Linked DNA regions of Homo sapiens: region 2 is linked to region 1. Evidence: chromatin contacts called from ENCODE Hi-C or POLR2A ChIA-PET data. All regions are on one chromosome and are shown on one strand. The core of a region is the stretch at or near the end of the contact, and the rest is flanking DNA. Distances in the headings are between cores, read along the strand shown. Region 1 holds the start of TMSB4X (thymosin beta 4 X-linked). Region 2 has its middle 93 kb from the start of LINC01203.

What was found. Hi-C counts contacts between places; a loop is a spot of excess contacts on that map. ChIA-PET counts read pairs that join two places held with the same protein, here RNA polymerase II (POLR2A). Pooled maps may share reads with other maps.
Region 2: a map of tibial artery shows a loop between it and region 1 (6-fold over the local background). The contact joins the enhancer-like site here to the promoter of TMSB4X in region 1. A Hi-C loop is called at or near these places in 4 of 168 maps with a recorded cell type or tissue (chondrocyte, endothelial cell of umbilical vein, sigmoid colon and 1 more), 1 of 37 single-sample maps with no recorded cell type and 15 of 50 pooled maps. POLR2A ChIA-PET finds 5 or more read pairs at or near these places in 8 of 52 experiments (A673, AG04449, AG04450 and 5 more).

The regions. Positions count from the first base shown.
Region 1 is chrX:12,972,732-12,976,895 of GRCh38, reverse strand. TMSB4X (thymosin beta 4 X-linked) reads right to left here and starts at 1,786. Exons shown (of 3, transcript NM_021109.4): 1 at 1,728-1,786; 2 at 535-650; 3 at 1-119. The coding sequence starts at 634. The coding sequence ends at 85. RefSeq lists enhancers at 229-1,067, 1,907-2,746, 2,870-2,989, 3,010-3,269, 3,280-3,349.
Region 2 is chrX:13,426,398-13,430,561 of GRCh38, reverse strand. No RefSeq gene overlaps it. Among named protein-coding and RNA genes, the nearest start is that of LINC01203, 93 kb to the right of the region's middle. RefSeq lists an enhancer at 1,639-2,156. Within about 2 kb of position 2,166, at least 5 of the 41 ENCODE cell types and tissues checked have a DNase peak (open chromatin) inside an H3K27ac peak, as active enhancers do; they include endothelial cell of umbilical vein, where a contact is called at or near this core.

The DNA of each region.
Region 1 (4,164 bases), core at 537-3,036:
TTACAAAGTTAAACAGCTAAAAGAAGTAAAATAAGAAGGCAATGCTTGTGGAATGTACAGTGCATATTGGCGGCGCACGCCTCATTACGATTCGCCTGCTTGCTTCTCCTGTTCAATCGCTGTGACCAGAAAAAAAAAAAAAAAAAAGATGGAGGGAGATGATTAAAGGATTCAGTACAGACTAAAGGGCTTTCATTTAAAGCATCTTTTCAAATCATAAACATTCTACACGGTATTCCACAATGGAATAAAATATGTATATTGAATATACTAAATAGAAATACATTTTAATGGATAAATGTTTGTATATTAATATGGCATATTAAATATTCCATTACTAAATTACTAAAGCCCCGTGTTTGTTGGCTGCAAAACCATTTTTAATTAACCTTTGCAAGCCACATTCATCAACTGTCGGCTCTTCCCCCGCACTCCCCCCTCCCGAATTCTTCCCGCGGCCGCTCCCAGCCTCCCGCCCTCCCACCGGCCGCTCCCACCCAGCCTTTCTAAAGATGGGGGTGGGTCGGAGCTCACTTTCTTTGGAAGGCAGTGGATTTTTCTCTTGCGTCTCTGTCTTCTTCAGTTTCGACTTATCGAATTTCTCGATCTCAGCCATATCGGGTTTGTCAGACATGGTTGCGGAGGAAAAGCTGCAGGGAGCAAGCCAAGAGCGAGCGTGAGGAAGAGCCACCCGCCCCGCTGTCTCTGGGCTGGGAACTGCACTTCTGCCCTCCGACCCGCAGCCTGAAAAAAACCCTTCTCGCTCTCCTACTGCTGCCGTTCCGCGCTCACGAGCTTCCTCTTTCTACAGAAAAAGAGGCGACACCCCCCGCGCCCCTCCTCCCCATATTTCAAAACGCTGTGGACCAAAGAGGGCGGATGCCTCTCAAAGCCGAATCTTGCAGAATAAAGGAAATTGACCACTGCGAATTGTTAATTACAGCGTTTAAAATTAAAGGCTGGCTAGGACAAGGAAAGAAGAGGAAAGCCACTTCCAAATTCAAGTGGGAAAAATCGGCAAGAATTCCTAAAATGGAGCCCAGGTAGGAAAAGCGTTTCCATTTCCTAGCCGCGGCCTCTCCGCAAGGATGCGGGCCGGATCCGGCTTTCTAGTCCTCTCACAAAGGCGGCGGCCGCGGCTGGAGCTTCCGACCACCGCCCTACCGGCTTCATCGCCCGCGTCACAATGCAGCCCCGCACACAAAGCGGCCGCCGCGCGCCCCGAAGCCGGTCTTGCCTGCTCTCCCGGCAATTCGGCATCCCTGGCACACATGTCTCTGCAAGAAGGACTGTAAAGATGTCATAGCACAGCCCCGCCGCCGCCAGGCTGCACAGATGCAGCCCGCGCAGCCGTCCGAGGCTGGGAGGAGGCTCGGGGCTCGGAAGATGAACCTCAGAACAAAGGACTTGTCTATTCCCCCATATCTCAGCCTCCAAGGCAACGCACAATACCTTTGCGGGCAAACACTAAGAAATTTTTTAATGTCCCCTCCGAGCGGCACGGCAAAACGCCAGTTTTTCGGTTTTGTTCTTAAATCATCGATTTCCCCACCCCATTATCCAGTATCTAGGGTGTTTCGCATCCCCCCAGCTCCCCAAAGTAGCCTTCCCGGGGAGAACCACTCGGGCTCGGATTTAGGGAATGCCTTCACAGGGACGCGGATGATGAAAGGGCGGGGACGGAGGCAGGACGGCAGGAGGAAGGAGGCAGGGGCCCTGGGGCTCACCGAAGCGAGGCGCACGAGTACGAGCGAAGTCTGGTCTGCGCAGTGGCCACCACCGAGTTGTCGGGCGGGGTGCGGCGGGCGCAGCTTTATGGGCGCTCCTATGTAAATGAGGTGATGTCACCCGCCGGCCCGCTTAACTCCTTCGCGCCGCGTCTCGGAACGGCATCCGGAGGCCTGCCGGGCTTTTGGGGAGGGGAGCCCCACCCCCACCCGGGGTCCACTAGTGCATGCACCCTAACCACAACGATGGCGAAAAAAATGAGCAAAGCACCCTCCAACACTTCATAACACATTTTCCCCTTTTACGTTTATTTCATTACGATGAATTTTTGCAACAGCAGCGCAGAAATTGCTCTTGGGGACCAGTGCATAATAACTAAGGGTCGGGGTGGCACCTGGGGTGACAGGCATTCTTTTATTTCGAAACTGCCTTTGTCTACTGTGGACATCTCCACACAAGGGCGCGGTGTCCCTCCCTGGAGGGCCTGGCCCGCTGCAGGGGTACGATTCCTGTGACTCAGCTTTCAGTCCAGTGGCGGGCATGCGCCCCACCCCGGGCCTCTTTGTCTTCCTCGCTGGCGTTCCTCTTGCCTTGGGTGGGACGTAAAGCACCCTTAAGTGATTTTAAAAGAGAAAGTTTCATCACTGAAACATCCATATTGTTTCATCAGCATAATTTTTGTGAGCACTCAACAGTAGTATTTGCTGGGTGTAAGGTAATTTGGAGTTTATAGGGTAAAACACCTCCCTCTTAGCAAAATAAGTCAAGCTCAAGCTCTGCCATTGACTTTACTGCCGGACAATGAGGAAGTTCTTTACCTTCCTCTTCCTTATTTTCATAAATTTTAAAAGTGATGGCTAAGGAGGCCAGCGTTGAATTCCAAAGACTACAGTTACATTATCTCTAATGTCTTAAGATGAAATTCAAAAATCAAATTATATTTTCAAGGGAGCGTTTCCAGCACTAGGACATCGCTGAAGTGCATCTGCATCTGGAAATATAAGAGATTCGGGTAGAGGGAAGCAGTTTTCAAAATGGCACCTGACTCTGTGAATACCAGTGACCCACTTGCTACTGAAAATTAGTTACAAATACCATGCCACGCGCCTGCAAATGGCGTGTGAAAGGAAAAAGACTCGCCGGTTATAAAGAGGCCTAGCTGTGATTATTTCTAAGAGACAAGGCAGTGTGCAAAATATTCCTTCTCCTTTTCCGTGGCCTGGGGAAATGTTTTTAGAAACCCCTTGCTAATCATTTTTATGGCACAGGCTTTTGTCTCGCTGGGGATTAGAGTCAACCTTATATATAGACCCTTGAATGCCACTGCCAGCAGCTTGGACTTCCCCGTTTCTCCATCTACTTGACTTCCTTTTTCCTGGGGAGGAAGGAGGTGGGGGTGAGCAGGGGCAGGTGACCGTCTGGTCCCCTAGTTAATGCTCTGCTGGGTGGCTGCCTTCCTGGCCTCCGAATGGGGCACTGGACCTGTTCGTGCATGCACCAAATGTCACCTGTCTGGTAACAGCCCCCCCGCCCCTGTTCCATGTTGGGAGTCTACTTCATCGTTGAAACACAGAAAAGATCTTGCAGGGTGCCTTTTCGCCCGTTTAGCTGGCAGCTGCCGTTGTACCGACACCGTTTCCGCAGGTTCTGTGATTCTGTTTCCCCTCACCCAGCTGCTGTCGAAAATCATTTCTTTCCTCCCAATGTCTCCTGATGACAAAGGAGTGCCACTACCTTCTCCTGGCTTCTTCTCCCAAGGGCCTTTCCTCAGAAAGGGTTAGGCCTCACTGAAGCAATTCTCCAAAGGAGATGGACGAATGCAAACTTGGAAATGTCTGGAGAAGTTTTCCAGTGCGGTAGCAAGCAGCCTTCCACTGTGCTGAGACACTGATGGAGGGCAGGTGGAAACAGAGAGGAAGAGAAAGAGAGACGACTGCTTAAAGGAAAAGAGTTCCCATGATTGGGACTGACCTGCCAACCGGTCAGGAGACCTAGAGAGACAGGAAAGGGAAGGGTGGTGCAGATACAAGGAAATGCAAACCAAAGGAATATTCTTAAAAGTTGCATGACTCTGGCCATGTGAATGAATCTTTCTGTGCTGGAGTTTTCTCATCTGTAAAATGGGTTCATTGCAACACCGACCTCACAGGGTTGTTGGGAGGAGTAAATGCTTCGGACAGTGCATGACAATTAGTAAGCTCTTTCTATTGTTATTATTCGTATGATTTAGGATGGAAGGTTGAGGAAAAATAATAAAATAATTGTCTTAGTGTTTAGAATTAATTAAAAATTTTAGGTGTCTTGATATTATTTCTCCTATAGAGACATTTATATATTATTATATATTATTTCTATATAATTAATACATATGAATATATATTATTATTTTCACTTACAAAATGTTGATAGAAGATCTTTTGGTAGTTTTACAGCAAA
Region 2 (4,164 bases), core at 917-3,416, 450 kb before region 1:
TCATCTCGAATTATTTTCCCATGATTATCTTTGCAAAGCTGTTGGGTTCTGGCTTTTCCAAACAGCACAGCCAAGAAGAAGGCTTCAACGTGGGATTTAAGCTATATGGCATCAAGATTGGTTGCCTTCCCACTGCCAGTATCCTTCCGCTTTTTTGTTTCTAGCAGAACCTGCCTCCCATGCTGGAGACAGAGAATGCCAAAGACTCACTTTCCCAGCTTCCCCTGTGTCTAGAGCAGGTGACCCATTCGTGGCCAATGGGACCAAAGAGAATACCTGCTAAGGGATTCTGGGACAAAGTTCCTCCCTCCTTTTCTGATATTTGCTACTTGGAGCTGAGGGGGGCCATTGCAAGACCATGACAGAGGATCAAGAGAACTACAAAGAAGATGGAATTGGATGGAAAATAAAGAATGAATATGTGAGTCACTGCTGCTTTGAAGTCATTTAACTGCTGAATTAACCAAGTCTGGAACCTCCTGCCTCCAGACCTCTTATTATGTGAGATTTTTCAGTAGACCCCTGTTGTTTAAGTCATTTTTAGTTGGATATTTAGTTTCTGCCCTGGAAAATATTCTAACTGACACAAATGAGTTCTTTGATGGCCCTAGGAAGAATTAGTCCTTAATTAGTCATAATCCCATGTTCTTTCTTCAAGACCCCTGCTGCCAAAAGCCAAGGGTAATCTGTCACTTCTAGAACTTCTCTGGCCGGCCCCTGCAGACAGTATAGTTTGATGGTTATGAGCACAAATCCAGGAGTCAGATCTTGGCAAGTGTGAGCTTTGGCAAGTTACTTAAACTCTCAGTATCTTAATTTTCTTCATCTGTGATCTGGGAATGATGATAATAATGCATCTAACTTGTAGAGTTTTGTGTTAAATGAAGAAACACACAAAAAGTACTTGCCTGGCTCATAATATGCACCATAGGTGAGAGCTGTTTCGCTTATTTACTATTCATTTTATGTAACCTTGTGCTGTTATTGATTTACACACACACACACACACTTCTTCCATTGCTCTTTCATGTCTCAGTGGTTGTACTTATCATCCATAAAGAGAAATTCCATTTTCTAAAACAGCACATTTCTAGGAGCCAGGGAATATGCTTCTTCACTCACTAGCTGTGCCATGAGCACTTCACTTATTTTCTCAGTATTTAGGTTTCTTCATTTGATAAAGAAAGCTGGCCAGGTACAGCGGCTCATGCCTGTAATCCCACCACTTTGGGAGGCCGAGGTGGGTGGATTGCTGGAGTCCAAGGTGGAAGGATTGCTTGAGGTCAGGAGTTCAAAATCAGCCTGGGCAATGTAGTGATACCTCATCTCTACTAAAAATCAAAAAAATTAGCCAGGCATGGTGGCATGCACCTGTAGTCCCAGACACTCGGGAGGCTGAGGCTAGAGAATCACTAGATTTAGGGAGGCGAAGTGAGCTGTGCAGTGAGCTGTGATTGTACCACTGCACTCCAGCCTGGGTGACACAGTGAGACCCTATTAAAAAAAAAGAAGAAGAAGAAAGAAAAGGGAAGGTATTGTCTTTATTTCAGTTCCCCCCAAAAAAGACCCTGATAAAGTGCTAGTCATTTACTTGGGAGGTGATTGAAGGAAACTCCAATAATGGAGTGAGAAGGTGAGCCTGGAAAGGAAGGAAAGGCAGGGAAGCCCTTAAAAGATACACTATCAAGCTACTTCCTGCTATGGACAAAGGGACCACAGGGCTTCATCCCACGAAGAGCTCTCAGCATAGACCACCCCATGCCTCAGAGGTACACCCCCAAAGGAAGAGCTTGCTGGCTATTTAAACACCATCTCCCTTCAGGCATTGGTTGAGAGCTGCTGGGACGGTGGTGCATTCAATCTCAGGCTCTCCTCCCTCTGTGGGTGGGCTGAGCAGGCCCAGCCTCGAGAGGAAATTGGCAGTCAGCTGAAAGTGGGGCAGCACATACCACAATGGGAAGGTCTGAGGGGGGCCTCTCTAGGCTAAAGTGGTGATTGATTCAACTCAGTAAATATGTTTTTGCGGGGGAGAGAGGGAAGTGGCAGAAGCTATTCTGTCCAAAGAACTTTGCTAGCTAAGCAACAGGCTATGAAGATGAGTAAGAAATGGTTCCAGACTTTAAGGGTGTCACAATTCAGTGGCAGAGATAGGCATGTTAACAAATATTATATTAACAATCTTTACTGTGTAAGGAGTCCAAGACTAGAAGTTTGTTTATTTTTACCTAACAGACTGGTAAATAGTGAGGCTATGGGAAAACAGACAATCTCATGCATGGTTGCTAAAAGGAATGATTTGCCAATGTTTTTCAAAAATACAAATGTGTTTGTTTACTCTTTGACCCAGCAATCCATCTTCCGGGAATTTATCCTATAGATCTGCCTGTACATGAACAAAATGATGAATGTGCAAGGTGATTCATTGCAGCATCATTGTAATAACAAAAGACTAGAAATAATCCAAGCGAACATCAGGAGGGACTGGTTAAATGCAGTGGAGTAATTTGCAGCTGTATAAAAGAGTGAAGGAGTCTTCCCCAGAATATATTGTTAAGTTAAAAAAAATCAAAATGAAAAGGCAGAGTATATGTGGTGAGATAGAGGATTCAGAGCTGATCAAGGAAAGGACATGACCACGAAATGACAGTAGCACAAATGAACTTTGTTTGGGTGGTGCTTGGTTAGCATACGTGAGTGAAGTTCTTCACAGCAGGAGACCTTCCAGAAAGAGCAGCATGGAGCCACCACCCAGAAGAGGAAGAGAACAAGGGCATTCCCAGGGGAGAGGGAAATCGGAGAAGTGCCTCCTGCAGGTAGATGATGTTACCCAGTAACAAGATGGGGAGTCTTTGGGGTCAGAGAGCTTGAATCGGCAGCAGTGGCTTGGTGTCTTTCGTATCCCCAAGGTTCATCTTATCTATGGCTAGCAGATGTTGGGTACAGCTTCATAGGATGTGCAAGACAGGCAGGCTTTAAATAGCTAAAAATATGGTTATTTGGGCTACATTTAAGGCAATCAGATGTATATGAATTTGAGTTTAGTGCCAGAGGGCTTTGAGCTAATTGTCCTAGCCTGCTGTGAAGATGTAAACAACATGGGGACCAATATCCAGGGCCCCCCACCTTTAGCCCATTTATATAACAGCATGTAACATGTTAACTCTATGTAAGAATGAGGGAGAAATCAGAACATATATGTGTTTGTACATAGTTCCATAAAGAAACATTGGAAGTATATGCAAGAAACTAATAAAAGGAATGAGGCAATAGGGTGGAGGACAGACCAGCTTATGGATGCTAGTAAGACTTCTCAATATATATTTTTTATACCATTTTTATTTTTGAACCACGTGAAGGTATCACTTGAAAAAACAAGTAAAATTAAAGCAAACGAAGAAGAGGGTTGTCCAAAGTTCACAAGCATCATGGAGGCAGGTGGTTAACACTGTTGGAGGGATGGGAGATTATGGTTTTAGTGCAATCACATCATTCAGGTATTTATTTACTGTCCACCTTGTCCTAAAACTTTAGTTCTGGCACATAGTAGGCACATGATAAATATCTTTTTGAATTAACAAGTAAGCAATGCAGAATTTGAGAAGCTAGTTTTCTTTTTCTTTCTTTCTTTTCTTTTTTTATGGAGAGACAAGGTTGCAATCTTGTCTAGGCTGGAGTGCAATGGTGTGGTTATAGCTCACTGCAACCTCGAACTCCTGGGCTCAAGTGATCCTCCCACTTCAGCCTTCCAAGTAGCTGAGACTGCAGGCATGCCACCATGCCCAACTAATGTTTTTAACTTTTTATAGAGAAAGGGTCTCACTATGTTGCCCAGGCTGGTTTTGAACTCCTGGCCTCAAGCAATCCTCCTGCCTTGGCCTCCCAAAGTGCTGGGATTATAGGTGTGAGCCACCACACCTGGCCAAGAAGCTAGTTTTCAAGTTCAAATACAATTTCTAGGGGCATTTTATAAATTGTAAGTTGCTATTCAAAGAAAATAATTGTTTTTATGTTTCTTACATCCCCTACAGAGCTTAACAAAAGTATCCTGCGCTTCTTAGACCCTCAGATATTTATTGAACAAATGATTTCATTAAAAAATAATTTCCAGATTTCTGCTGTGATGGTACTTTTCCACTTAGGAGGCTTAGTTTTAAGTAAATTTCA